Linked DNA regions of Homo sapiens: regions 2 and 3 are each linked to region 1. A link is an interaction called in ENCODE POLR2A ChIA-PET data of the cell type or tissue named here. Cell type or tissue: GM12878. All regions are shown on one strand.

Region 1 (5,000 bases):
TTCCCCAGCAGCTGGGACTACAGGCACACGCCACCACGCCCAGCTAATTTTTTTGTATTTTTAGTAGAGACGGGGTTTCACCGTATGGTCTCGATCTCCTGCCCTCGTGATCCTCCCACCTCAGCCTCCCAAAGTGCTGGGATTACAGGCGTGAGCCACTGCACCCGGCCGGCTTCCCAGTATTTTTAAAAAAATATTCTTGACTGGGCACGGTGGCTCACGCCTGAAATCCCAGCACTTTGGGAGGCCAAGGCAGGTGGATCACCTGAGGTCAGGATTTCGAGACCACCCTGACCAACATGGTGAAATCCTCATCTCTACTAAAAATACAAAATTGGCTGGGTGTGGTGGCACATGCCTGTAATTCCAGCTACTCAGGAGGCTGAGGCAGGAGATTTGCTTGAACCCGGGAGGGGAAGAATCACTTGAACCTGGGAGGTGGAGGTTACAGTAAGCCAAGATCACACCATTGCACTCAAGCCTGGGCAACAAGAGTGAAACTCCTTCTCAAAAACAAAAACAAAAAAAGCACAAAAAAAACTTCATTATTGTGGATATATAATAGTTGCACATATATATGGGGTACATGTGATATTTTGATGCAGACATGCAATGTATAATGATCAAATAGAGTTATTGGGATATCCATCACTTCAAGCATTTATCATTTCTTTGTGTTGGGAACATTCCAGTTCTACTCTTTAGTGATTTTGAAATACACAATAAATTATTTTTAACTGTGGTTGTCCTATTGTGCTACCAAACACTAGATCTTATTCCTTCTATCTAATTGTATTTTTGTAGCCCTTAACCGTTCTTTATTCCCCCCTCTCAAACTCTTACTACTCTTCCCAGCCTCTGGTAACTTACCATCATTATTCTATTTTCTATCTCTGTGAGTTCCTCTTTTTAGCCCTTACATATGAGTGAGAACATGTGATATTTGTCTTTCTGTGCCTGGCTTATTTCACTTAACAGTTCTACCCATGCTGTTGCAAATGACAGGATTTCATTATTTTTTTTTTTTCTTTTTCTTTCTTTTTTTTTTTTTTTTTTTGATACGAAATGTCATTCTGTCGCCCAGGCTGGAGTGCAGTGGCGTAATCTCAGCTCACTGCAACCTCCGTCTCCTGGGTTCAAGTGATTCTCATGTCTCAGGCTCCCGAGTAGCTGGGATTACAAGCATGAGCCACCACACCCAGCTAATTTTTGTATTTTAGTAGAGATGGGGTTTCATCATGTTGACCAGGCTGGTATTGAACTCTGCACGTCTCAGCCTCCCAAAGTGCTGAGATTACAGGTGTGAGCCAATATGCCTGGCCTGGATTTCATTTTTTTAATGGCTGAATAATATCCCATTATGTATATGTACTGCATTTTCTTTATCCGTGCATCTGTGAACTATTTCTGAAAGTGATTTGACCATAACCAACTACTATTTTAGACTAATGTTATATATATATATTTTTTTGTTTGTTTGTTTGATTTGAGACGGGGTCTTGCTCTGTCACCCAGGCTGGAGTGCAGTGGCATGATCTCGGCTTACTACGATCTCTGTCTCCCGGGTTCAAGTGATCCTCCTGCCTCAGCCTCCCGAGTAGGTGGGACTACAGGTGCATGCCACCACACCTGGCTAATTTTTGTAATTTTAGTAGAGACGGGGTTTCGGCATGTTGGCCAGGTTGGTCTTAAACACCTGACCTCAAGTGATCCGCCTGCCTTGGGCTCCCAAAGTGCTGGGATTACCAGCGTGAGCCACCGTGCCTGGCCTATAATATGTTTATAACTAATGTTTATAATATGTTTAACAAAATTTAACTCTTTTCTTCCAGGTAATTTATCCTCAGCATTCCAAACTTACTGACAGAGAAGTAAGTAAAAATACTGCTCTGTATAGTTTACTGTTATATTTCTGTTTGTTTTTATTGATTATGTATGTGTCAGCATACATCACTTTTGTTTTCTTTTTCAGAAAACCAATATTTGCTATTTGTCTTTTCCAGATTCAAATTCAGGTAACTGTTTTTCATACAGTGTTTCTGTTTAATTTTATACTAAGAATACTGGTTATACTGTTAATGTATGAAAATTGATTGAAATAGCATATTAGATTGCAAACAGATCAATGATTTTTATTCCTATTTTAATGATGCCTAGTCATGTCATCGTTGATTTTAGTAGCTTCAACTCTTAAAATAACTGTTATGGTGTGATGAGGTAAACCATCAAGGAACAATAAACTCTTAAAATAGTGAAGAGGTTGAAAATCAGCGACATTGGTATATTTGGGATTCGTGGAGTATGTATTAAATAGTTTATATAGTATGTAGTTTACTTTCAGTTCAGAATTTGGGAGCTTACCAGGAACTCTGTAAAAGCAGTGAACCTAAAAAAAGCCAGGATAAATTTGGTTAGGAAGCAAGGCCATAAGTTACGTGCAGTAGTTTATATGGGTTAATATAGGTAAAGCCTTGGCGTAGTGCTTGGTGTATAGAAAAAAACATACAAGGGTCTGTTTATTGTTGAGCTTGGTTTTGTTAGTCTCTTTCAAGCTCTTCCTTTTGTGTGGTCCTAATCGTTGACATCCTTCAGGTTACCTCTTGTGTTTCACTTTCAAACTAGCTTTTCTTGGCTTATAGTGACCAAAACATTTAGCTTCTCAGGCCACACACAGTTATAACCCTATAGCAGAGACAGTCTAGTTTTCTTTCCTTTTGTGGTTACTTCCTTTTTTTTTTTTTGAGATGGAGTCTCGCTCTGTCACCCAGGCTGGAGTGCAGTGACGCGATCTCAGCTCACTGCAAGCTCCGCCTCCCGGGTTCACACCATTCTCTCACCTCAGCCTCCCGAGTAGCTGGGACCACAGGCGCCTGCCACCAGTCCCGGCTAATTTTTTGTTTTTGTATTTTTAGTAGAGACGGGGTTTCACCATGTTAGCCAGGATGGTCTCGATCTCTTGACCTCGTGATCTGCCCACCTCGGCCTCCCAAAGTCCTGGGATTACAGGCGTGAGCCACCACACCCGGCCGGTTACTTCTAATATTGTGCTAGTTAGTTCATTTAATCTGATTTGAGAGATTTGACAGTTAAACAAAATTTTTTTTAGCATTTTCTCCTTTCTGTATAAATGCTTCCAGAATTTTTTTCCTATCCATTTGGAACTCAGCTTTGGTGAACTATATGAAAGAAAAGTGGTATCTTGGTAAATTAGATACTGCCTTTTAGAGATCCCAGTAAGGGGTTTTTTCTGACCTGGAATTATTTTGGTGTTTTTGACCCATTTATGAAATAATGATGCAGAGGTCTTGTAGGAATGTATCTTCATTTCAGTTAACATTTTTCTTATAAAATCTGTACATACACTTCTTATATACTGTGATGGGTTAGATTTCCAGGTCTCAGAGTAAGCTGAGTTGTATGGATTGCAGAATGAACTGACTTTCTGCATGGAATCCCAGTGAATTATGCTGGATGCTCTTCTCTTTCAGATCATAGCTGGTTGTCATGGCTCCTCTCTCTTTTTCACTTCTCTATATGAGCATGAAGGGGATCAGAATATACCACCCCCAAATATACCACTTTGGCTTAAGAATTATTTTGAGTTGAAGGCAACTGAGAAACAGCAGATGCAAAAAGAGCCCTTTACCCTCCCCCTATATGCCTAAAAGCAGGACATACATTTCCTTTTGTGAAGGTGTCACCCCTTCCCTTTCCCATACCAGGAAGAGGAGAAAATTCTGAATCACCAGAGAAAACTCTTTATCACTGGAGATGGTACCAGCTTAATTCTGCATAAATAAGCCTTGCTAAAATAACCCTTATCTTTCATTAGTTTTACCCATATGTTTACCTTCCCACAGATTACCACCCCTAGAAGTCCAAATCCTTTTTCCTTTGTCTGCATTTTAGTTTCTTTTGTTAAAATGGTATCTAAGCTCCCAAGTTTAACCACCTCTTTGGGTTTTTACTTTTTTTCTCTGAAGCCTTTGTATGCATTCGAACTAAATCTTTTCTCGTTAATCTGTTGTCTGTTTATTTCACAGGCCCCAGTTAGTGAACCTAAGATGGTAGAGGAAAAGTCCCCCGCATGCATACATCAAGGCTAAGAAGTTAATTCTGTGGTGTTTAGATAGCCTATATCTAGTTTTATAGCCTCTGCATGTGTCATTATCAAAAAAATTTTTAAGTACTTTTGGCTTATGAATGACCTACAGATTTTTTTTTTCTTTTTTCTTTTTTTTTTTTTTTTTTGAGATGGAGTTTTGCTCTGTCACCCAGGCTGGAGTGCAGTGGCACGATCGCAGCTCACTGCAACCTCCGCCTCCCAGTTCAAGTGATTCTCCTGCCTCAGCCTCCCAAGTAGCTGGGACACCTTTGCCTGCCACCATGCCTGGCTAATTTTTGTATGTTTAGTAGAGATGGGGTTTCACTGTGTTGGCCAGGCTGGTCATGAACTCCCGACCTCAAGTGATTCGCCTGCCTCAGGCTTCCAAAGTGCTGGGATTACAGGTGTGAACCACTGCACCCGGCTGATTTTTTTTCTTTTCTTTTTTTTTGAGATGGAGTCTCGCTCTGTTGCCCAGGCTGGAGCGCAGTGGCGCGATCTCCACTCACTGCAAGCTCTGCCTCCCGGGTTCACGCCATTCTCCTGCCTCAGCCTCCCGAGTAGCTGGGACTACAGGTGCCCACCACCACGCCTGGCTAATTTTTTGCATTTTTAGTAGAGATGGGGTTTCACTGTGTTAGCCAGGATGGTCTTGATCTCCTGACCTTGTGATCCGCTCACCTCCGCCTCCCAAAGTGCTGAGATTAGAGGTGTGAGCTACCACGCCTGACTGATTTTTTTCTCATAGATATTATTTAATGCTTTTTTTATGTGCTGCACATCAAATGAAGTGTGGTTCTTGTGACTTGAAGTATGGTTGGTACAAGGAAAATCTACAAAAGACCTGAAAGCAGGCACTTTGCTGTCTTAACAGATCATCATTGTCCTAGGTAGC
Region 2 (5,000 bases), 1.0 Mb after region 1:
TAACATTCCCTTTAGCCTTTATTGATCAAGAAACTTGATAATCTTGAAAGACTCCTCAGTCATGAAAGATTTCTCATTGTGAGGTGTATTTTTTCTACCGAAGCTGCAGACTAATATTTTAGATAGTTGGTTTAAACACACACACAGATGGCTGGGCGTGGTGGCTCACGCCTGTAATCCCAGCACTTTGGGAGGCCAAGACGGGTGGATCACGAGTTCAGGAGATTGAGACCATCCTGGCTAACATGGTGAAAACCCCGTCTGTACTAAAGTACAAAAAATTAGCCGGGCATGGGGGCAGGCGCCTGTAGTCCCAGCTACTCAGGAGGCTGAGGCAGGAGAATGGGGTGAATCCGGGAGGCGGAGCTTGCAGTGAGCCGAGATCACGCCAGTGCACTCCAGCCTGGGCGACAGAGCAAGACTCCATCTCAAAAAAAAAAAAAAAAACAAAAAAACACAGACACACACACACACGCCTTTCTGTGTGTCTGTATGTTTAGACATAGATACGTAAGTTTGTTACCAGTAGGTAGGTAAATGGTAACACATTGGAGCAATTACATTAGTGGTATAATAGTAAAATTAATCATAAATTATGGGATTTTAATTCCTCAAGGGAATGCCTAGGATTTTGAAATAAATGCCTGCTCTCATTTATGGAGTTTACTTACCATGACTGGAATTTCATTAGAGGAAGCAGAGGGACCATGGGCTTTATAGCTACTAACATGTCCTAAGCCTTCTGTAAGTTTGGGGATCTCTGAGGTCAGCATGTTTTGTGTGATGTTACCTGGTCAAGACCTGAAGAACATAGAAATTACATGAGTCAGAGTACTGTGTTGGGCTTTCCTTACTGATTGCTAATGGTTTCTTGGGAAAATGAAATAAGACTTCTAGGAATTCCTTGGTTGCATTTTTGCCCTACATGACTGAATGTAGAGTTTCTCAACTTTTCCCCACCAGCCAGCAACAAGTTCCCTAGCACAGTACTCTTTGGGGGCATAGCTAGCTGCATATTGGTTTGGGGTTAGATGAGAGAATAGGTTGGGCACAGTTCCCGGTGTGCTTAGCATAACTCCAACTTCCTCCATCCCCGCACCCCCCACCCCCCACCCCCCCGCTCCTTTTTTTAAAAGGATTTGTAACACATACCTATTTGACATTTTAAAAAATTTATTTATTTATTGAGACGGAGTTTTGCTCTTGTTGCCCAGGGTGGAGTGTAATGGCACTATCTTGGCTCACTGCAACCTCCGCCTTCTGGGGTCAAGCAATTCTCCTGCCTCATCCTCCCAAATAGCTGGGATTGCAGGCACCCGCCACCACTCCCAGCTAATTTTTTGTATTTTTAGTAGAGACAGGGTTTCACCATGTTGGCCAGGCTGGTCTCGAACTCCTGACCTTAGGTGATGTGCCCGCCTTGGCCTCCCAAAGTACTGGGATTACAGGCGTGAGCCATCGCACCCAGCCGTTACATTTAGATTAAGGGGATAGGAGATGCATTTCCTAATTAATTGTGCTTTTAATTTATCTGGCATAGAATAAGTCATTTCTGTCATTTATATAGAATAAAAGAGCATTCTTTGTTTTACGAATCTGATAGAAAACCAGATTGAAACTTTAATTCTTTTAATCAGTATCCATTGGAAATATTCCAGCAAAAATACTACAGTAAAAGACTTTATGAATAAAAATGTAAACTTTATATATTTCTGGAGTCAAACTGATTTATTATGTGAATTAAACTGTCTTATTTAAAATGAGCTTAAAGCTTCTTAATGTAAGAAGACATCAAAGATTACCAGCAGGGAGGCTGAGGCGGGCAGATCACGAGGTCAGGAGATTGGGACCATCCTGATTGACATGGTGAAACCCCGTCTCTACTAAAAATACAAAAAATTAGCCAGGCATGGTGGTGGGTGCCTGTAGTCCCAGCTACTTGGGAGGCTGAGGCAGGAGAATGGTGTGAACCCAGGAGGCAGAGCTTGCAGTGAGCCGAGATAGCGCCACTGCACTGCAGCCTGGGTGACAGAGCGAGACTCCATCTCAAAAAAAAAAAAAATTACCAGCAGGCATGTCAGATGGTAATTTACCTTTTCATTAACTGACTAAGCTGGTCTGAGATCTGCCCAAAAGTTCCAGAGATTGGATCAAAATCAGTGTAGAAGGTGCTGCTTTAGCACAACAGCATCCTCTTTGGGGTAACACTTCAGGTTGAAAGAGCAGCAGACTGGTTGTCAGGTAAGCTGGGTTTTTATTATAGCTGTCTGACCAGCTGTGCTGACATTAAAAGTAATCTCTGAAATGAGGAATATGACCTCCAGGATCCTGCAGTTTGCTTCAGTGTTCAGGATTCCACCAGCAAGCAGAGAGCAAAGGGAACTCTGCATGAAAGTCTGCCTGTGTCCTGTGAAAGGCAGTACCATGTTCACCAGCATGGAGGAAGAGTTACTAGTTGGGAAAGTCTACTTTGAAGACAGAAACTTGACAGAAATGGCTAATTTGTATGTGAATACCATTGTACATAATGAAGCTCTATATAAATGCTTTTTTAGCTGTTGTGAATTAGAGCTATGGTTGTGAAAGTTCTTAACTCTGAAGGCGTTTATCCCAGTTAATACTGCTGCAAATAACCAAGGGCCTACTTAGAATGGAAAGGAAAAGGTGAGCTAGGGAGTGGTTAATGATTAGACTCTAGGTTGCCTTAAAGTGTTTCTCATAGGATATTATAGTCAACCTAGAGTCTAATCATTAACCTCTATAATAACTAAAGGAGCTGGGTTAAGAACCTGGCCTAATTAACAGTTCTTTCTGTTAACTCACACTGTTACTTGGCTGGCTTTGCATAGTGCTGTAACATTGTGACTGTGTGATTGGTGAAGCTCTGTAACATTGTGACTATGTGATTGGTGAAGCTCTGACCTTTAGATTCCTCTTCTAGAAAAGAAAAGTGGATTTGGGCCATGTGCAGTGGCTCACGCCTGTAATCCCAGCACTTTGGGCGGCCAAGGCAGGAGGATCACTCGAGCCCAGGAATTTAAGACCAGCTTGGGCAACACAGCAAGACTCTGTCTCTTACAAAAAAAAAAAAAAAAAAAAAAATTAGCCTGGTATGGTGGTGCGAGCCTAGTGCCATCCATGTATTCAGGAGGCTGAGGTGGGAGGGTGGCTTGAGCCTGGGAGGTCAAGGCTGCAGTGAGCTGTGATCATGCTGCTATACTCCAGCCTGGGCAATGGTGAGACCCTGTCTCAAAGAAAAAAAAAAAGGATTTGATGGTCTCTTAGAGTGTAAGTTCATTCATTGTTAATAATGTCATGGTAGTAGTTAAGCTTATCAGTTTATCTTGCATTTCTGGTGTTAAATTGATGTTTACAAAGAAGTATTTTAATATTGATTTAGTTGTTTTTCTTTAACAGGAATATCTTATCAAATTAGGCAATACAGAATGTCATCCTGAACAGTTTTTGGAAAGAAGATCAAAATTAGATAAACTATTGATTATTATTCAAAATGAAGACATTGCAGGTTTCATTCACAAGGTAGACTATTAAGTCAAATTCACTACTTTGGTTTTAAAAACTCCCTTATTTTAAAATCTTACTGTCTGCCAGACTAGTGTTTTTAAAATAAGCTTTAAAGGAGATTAAACTTAAGGACCCATCTGTGAATCAGCTTGTGAGATTCAAGTTTGTACCTATGCAAAATTTTAAATTGCTGCACATCACAGATCTTCCCTGTCACTCAGGTAGTCAAGACTAATAAGAGTACTGAATCCTTGAATGCCATTGGGTCTGCTGACTGACTACATAATGTTTTCATCTTCATTTGTATGTCCTAGGAAAAACCTATTTGTGCTCCATCTTTGCCAGACCAGTCCCCTTTTCCCTTAAATTTTGAGGTATCCCATCTAGTCTTAGGAGCCCTATCTCCATCCTACATCTTGGACGTCTTTCCTGATTGACTGTTCGAGCACATAGGCTTTTGCCTTCGTCTGAATTCTGACTGTACTCACAGGTTATAGAGAGGTCAGCTTTTGTCCATTTTGTGTTTTCAGGTCTATTGTAAGCTCCTTTTCCTTAGTCGTCTGTGGTAGGTCCCAGTACATAAATGTTGGTTTATATATTGGGAAATAATGTTGGGAATATTATTTGTGTGGCTTTCCAGAGGTAATCCACTAATATAGATGAGCCATAATGCATTCTGTTAGACTTCTTGTAGGTTCCTTCACACTTGAGTCTGTCAATTCATTCCCTCCATCTGTTTCTCTTTTTGTTTTGGGATTTAAACAGATACCTGGCTTGGTGACTTTAAAGAAGCTCCCCTGTGTTAGTTTTGCTGGTGTTGATAGCCTGGATGATGTTAAAAATCATACATACAATGAATTATTTGTATCTGGAGGTTTTATCGTATCTGATGAATCAATTCTAAACCCAGAGGTTGTCACAGTTGGTAAGATGATGTTCTTTTGAGCACGTAACTCCTCTTCTGACTCTCATACTTTTTAATGTACTGTCCATTTATTCTGCCATTCACAGATAACTAGTACATTTCAGTCTTTTCTTGAGCTTTTATTACCTCAAATTTCTTTCTCCTTCTCTTAGACCAATAATATCCTCTAAATGTGGTGTAAAGCAAGGCTGTCTGCCCCTGCTGCAGTTGAATCACTTCTTGTATTACTGTCATCAACATGTTCTTTTTTATGTGTAGATGTTATATTATTAGAGCTTTAGGCATGTATAGATCTGTCTCCCTTAGACAAAGAGAAATGAAAATAGTACATAGGAAAGTAGGTGTTTCTACATAATATGAAAAAACACTTCTTTCATAATTCACTTATGGAATGATTATTTATTGAATTAAAAACAAACTTCATTATCTCTAACAGAGAACCTTAAAAATTTTTTGACATTCCTTGAGGAACTTAGTACTCCAGAAGGAAAATGGCAATGGAAAGTCCACTGTAAATTTCAGAAGAAACTAAAGGAACTAGGCAGGTAAG
Region 3 (5,000 bases), 130 kb before region 1:
TAAGAAGCCAATGAACAGAGGAAGGATAAAAACAACAAAATATAAATATACACATACACATATTTTAAATAACCTTGAAATATAAAAATTTAAAGGATTCAGTTTGTTACTGTCAAATGTAGCAAAAAGTATTTTAAATAATAAATATTCAGTGCTTCCAAGAGTACCATAAAAGAAACTTTTCACAAGCTGATCATCATGAGAATGCAAATTGGCACAACCTGTTGTGCCAACTGGCACAAACTACTGGAAAGTAGTTTGGCAAGGCATACCAAGAGAGCATTAAAAATGTGCCCTTTGATCTACTTCTGAGAATCTACCCTAAAGAAATAATTTAAAAAATGAATAAAGATCACGGTATTAAGATACTGAGCAAAGCATGATTTATAATAGTTAAAAAAAAAAAAACAGGAAAAACAGTACATATTCAACAATGGAAGAATGGATAAGAAGATTACAGCCTATCCATGAATATTATGTTCCCTTAAAAAATGTCTGTGGGCCTGCAGCCTGGTGCAGAGTATAATAACATCCTGGCCACTGCTGCTTGCATTAGAGAGGAAGATGCCCACCTCCATCTCACCCTGTGTGGTGGGCTCACCCAGAAGCCAGCTAGCAGAGTGCTGGTAGCATTCTGTAATTTTGCAAATGAGGCAAACTTGAAATTAAGAAATGTAACCTCAATGGCTGGAAGAGGGCTCGCCTATCACAATAGTACTCACCAGGGAAGACGGACTCAAATATTACAGGATGACGCAGACTGTTCATCAAATGGAATTTAAAAATGGACCTTTCTGTTTATACAGATTTGCTATATTTATTTCTGTATATAGCTGATTTGCTATATATTGTCACCAAAAATGACAGAAATTATTCACATTTCTGTCATTTTTGTGATGTCAGGAAGACTGCTGGGATGAGAAGGAGGGGAAGGACTTGAAGCCAGGATAAATCCCACAGATCATCTCATCACAGCCTATTAGGCTCTGGCTTTAGCTTTACTCATGAACTTTCTGTCCCAGAAATTCTTGTAGAGCTTACAGGACAAAGAGGAGGTTGTGCTAAAGGAAAAGTAGGATCAATGCATATGTATGCCAAGAACTTCTACAGGAGCCATGGCATTGTCAGAGCTCAGGTCTCCTGGGAGCTGGTATTGGCTTGGCCTGTGAGTATAACGGAAAAGATGAGGTCTGAATGACTTTATATTTGAGGCCTACAATATAGCCGCTTTGTGGAAATTACCTCCTATTTTCATCTGTGAGAATAAAACTGCTATGGAATAAGAGCATCTGTTGAGACAGCAGCACCTAGCACTGATTACTATAAGACAGGCAATTTTGTACCTGGACTAAGGATAGACAGAATGAATATTCTATGTGTCCATGAGGCAACAAAGTTTGCCTGTTGTATATTTGGAAAGGGGACCATACTGATGAAGCTGCAGACTTACCATTATCAAGGCACAGTGTAAGTGATCCTGGAGTCAGCTGTACACAAGAAGAAATTCAAGAAGCAAGAGGACTGACTCTATTATGCTTCTCAAAGATAAAATGGTAAATAGCAATCTTGCCAATGTTAAAGAATAAACGGACAGCCGGGCAGGGTGGCTCACAACTGTAATCCCAGCATTTTGGGAGGCCAAGGCAGGCAGATCACCTGAGGTCAGGAGTTCGAGACCAGCCTGGCCAACATGGTGAAACCCCATCTCTACTAAAAATACAAAAATTAGCCAGGTGTGGTGGTGGATGCCTGTAATCCCAGCTACTTGGGAAGCCGAGGCAGAAAAATCGCTTGAGCCCAGGAGGTGGAGGTTGCAGTGAGCCGAGATGGTGCCACTATACTCCAGCCTGGGCTACAGAGCGAGACTCTGTCTCAAAAAACAAATGAAAGGAAACCGATGTTGATACAACTGATCCCAAACTACCTTTGGAAGAATTAGGCCGTTACATTTATTGCATTTTGAAGTTTATGATGTAAATCAGTGGATCCAGTTTAAGTAGATTTTTATTTTTTTTAAGACAGGGTCTTACTCTGTTGCCCAGGCTGGATTGCAGTGGTGCAATCACAGCTCACTGTAACCTCAAATCTCTGGGCTCATGCAATCCCCCTGCCATAGCCTCCAGAGTAGAATCAGATCATTTTAAGGGGATACTGTAAATTTACTATTATGCCTCAATGGAACATCCATGGTCAACTGTAAGAAACTCTGTATTCTTAACTTTGTTAAAACAAACAAGCAAACCAAAAAGCTCGCGAATATGTTTGTACTATGGCATAAAATAAAGTTTTAAAAGTTGGGAAAAAAATTTAATGAGTTCCAAAGGTCCAGTGGTGCAATAAAAAAAATACATCATCCTGATGTTCCAGAGCTTCCCCATTTTCCTCCACAGAAGCAAACATGTTATCAGCCTCTTATATATTAAAAAATGGAAATTTTAACTGAAAAATAAAAACAGCAAACACAAAAAGCTCAAAATGTTTAAAGGAAAAGCTCATAAATTCTTACTTTCAGAAAGAAAAACATGTGGAGAGAAATATAAATACTAAGTAATTAACAGGACCCAAATTATTAGCAGAAGATACAAAAAGTAAACGTGGGGAATTTGGAGGCACTGAGTTACATCTCTGCAACACATAAGGTAGTAATTCTTTGACCTTAGGCAAACAACATCCTAAAATAAAATCCAGTCCCTAAGGCAAAAGCCTTTTCCTCCATCAGTAGGTCACAAAGCTGTCTTGGGCTGGCTTTACCTAACTGTCAAGCCAGAAGACACACTACCTCTCTCCTGTAATGGGTTAGCTAGGTATATTTAATGAACAAAAGTTATTACGATTAGCAAAGAATATCCTTTAACATCTGTTATAAGTATCCCTTAGCATCAGTTATTGTATCCCTTAACTGTGGCAAACTCCTACCTTTTGCTTCCTGGTAATGCTACTCTAACTTACACTCTTAACACAGAAATGATGACTGGACTCCTGCATTGGGCTGCTTCTGCAGCTACATCATGCAGAGATGGGGAGAGCTTCTGAAGATCTAATATTAAATATATTAAAATATAATTTCCATTCTTACCCCATAAGGAAATAATATAATCATTTTTATTATGACTGCAACTATAAACTGAGTGAAGTACTCTAGAGTGACTTGCTCACCGACAACATTTCCAAAGCAATACAATAACTGAGTCAGTATTCACTGAAGACTTATCTCATATAGACAGTGAAATAAAATAATATTATAAAAGTAACACTTCTGCAGTCTTTGTTCAGAGTTCCAAAAGTGAATTTCAATATGGTTGCTGACTCTGAAAGTGATTTTCAGATTTATCTCTTAACAGCATTTGGCTACATTTCTCTTTCTGGGATTAAGTTAAATAACATCTATGCATCAATTGAGTTAAACTAGAGGTCATGCTTTACCAACTTTTAGCTGAGTTTATGTCATAATGTTAGCTTTTCCTAGAATAGGCTAGTCAACTGAGCTATAATATATATTCTCTTGGGTTTTATGCCATTTCCTAAATTTAAAATTAAAACATCAGTTGAGGAAAAATAGCTACAACCTAACAGCCCATGCAACTTAGATTAAGCTGCATACAACATTAGTTTCAAAACAAAGAGAGTCAGAAAACACTCTAGAAAATCAAGTATGAGATTTTTAGTGCTAAAAAGGACTACAAAATACCCTCATCAATGAGGTAACTTAGGGCCCCAAAGCAGCCGCCTATATAAGAACAAGACAAGTAAACAAAGCAAGTCCAAAGTCCAAAATATTCTACTTCACAAACAGACAGCTTCAGCAATCCTGAAAATACCTAAATAAAAAATTAGTTAAACTTTCAAATGACAGACAAATTTAAGAAACCACCCACCTCACTAAAAATATTCTTGGTAATAAATGACTGCTTAGAAAGGAGCTTACATACCAATAAAATTAGTTAACATTTATTTAGTCTTTACCGTGTGCCATGCCATGTATGCCTTCACATATATTAACTCATTTAATTTTCACAGCCCCATATGAGGTATTATTATTATCTGCACTTTACAAATGAAAAACAACCTGAGGCACAATGAAGCTAAATTTCTTGCCAAAAGTCACCAAGGTAATAAGAGGTGAAACCAGGATATGAACCCATTGCAGTGACCTCCACAGCTGTCATCCCTAATTCCTCACTCCTGACTTCCAGATCTTTACCGCTCTACCATACTGTCTATTTTAGCCCAACTCATCACTTTGCAGATAAGCAAACTGTGCTCCTCAAGGAAGAGATAAAATTAATCCAAGGTTTCTAACTATTTAATAACATAACTGGTACTAAACTCAGGTTTCCTATTCACATTATGAGGCTTTTCATTTAATCTTTTTCAAAAATAATTTATTTTGTTTTTCCAAGTATAAAATACTTATTGAAATCAGAAGAATATAATAAAGTACAGAAGAAAATTGAAATAACACCTCCCAGCTTCCAAGAATAACCACATCAACAGTTTAACATATTGCTTTATATGCATTACACGACTAACATTCCACTCTCCTGCCTCGTACTTTTTTTTTTTTTTTGAGATGGAGTTTCATTCTTGTTGCCCAGGCTGGAGTGCAATGGCGCGATCTTAGCTCACTGCAACCTCCACCTCCCGGGTTCAAGCGATTCTCCTGCCTCAGGCTCCCAAGTAGATGGGATTACAGGCACCCACCACCACGCCTGGCTAATTTTGTATTTTTAGTAGAGACAAGGTTTCTCCATGTTGGTCAGGCTGGTCTCAAACTCCCGACCTCAGGTGATCCGCCTGCCTCAGCCTCCCAAAGTACTGGGATTACAGGCGTGAGCCACCACACCTGGCTTTTTTTTTTTTTTTTTTTTAAGATACAGGATCTCACTCTGTCACCCAGGCTGGAGGGCAGTGGTACAATCATAGCTCACTGTAACCTCCAACTCCTGGGCTCAAGTGATCCTTCTGCTTCAGCCTCCCATGTAGCTGGGACTATAGGCACA

Evidence for each region. ChIA-PET counts read pairs that join two places held together with the same protein. Peaks named below come from ENCODE experiments on the same cell type or tissue, not always from the same donor. Only the 100,000 strongest peaks of a DNase experiment are listed, where the experiment ranks them.
Region 2: POLR2A ChIA-PET joins it to region 1 with 9 read pairs; 1 of 35 experiments calls an interaction of 5 or more read pairs at or near these places.
Region 3: POLR2A ChIA-PET joins it to region 1 with 7 read pairs; 6 of 35 experiments call an interaction of 5 or more read pairs at or near these places.

Annotation. Positions count from the first base shown.
Region 1 is chr3:57,669,271-57,674,270 of GRCh38, reverse strand. It overlaps DENND6A (DENN domain containing 6A), which reads left to right. Exons shown (of 20, transcript NM_152678.3): 2 at 1,833-1,871; 3 at 1,973-2,015. Among named protein-coding and RNA genes, the nearest start is that of DENND6A, 21 kb to the left of the region's middle. In GM12878, no CTCF peak of the experiment used is centred here; a DNase peak (open chromatin) is centred at 2,660; H3K4me3 peaks cover 788 bases; H3K27ac peaks cover 1,957 bases.
Region 2 is chr3:56,627,032-56,632,031 of GRCh38, reverse strand. TASOR (transcription activation suppressor) reads left to right here. Exons shown (of 24, transcript NM_001365635.2): 19 at 3,418-3,540; 20 at 4,291-4,450; 21 at 4,887-4,995. Among named protein-coding and RNA genes, the nearest start is that of TASOR, 54 kb to the left of the region's middle. In GM12878, no CTCF peak of the experiment used is centred here; a DNase peak (open chromatin) is centred at 2,716.
Region 3 is chr3:57,797,052-57,802,051 of GRCh38, reverse strand. The region is part of intron 2 of SLMAP (sarcolemma associated protein); the gene reads right to left. It also overlaps the pseudogene PDHA1P1. Among named protein-coding and RNA genes, the nearest start is that of SLMAP, 43 kb to the right of the region's middle. In GM12878, no CTCF peak of the experiment used is centred here; no DNase peak of the experiment used is centred here.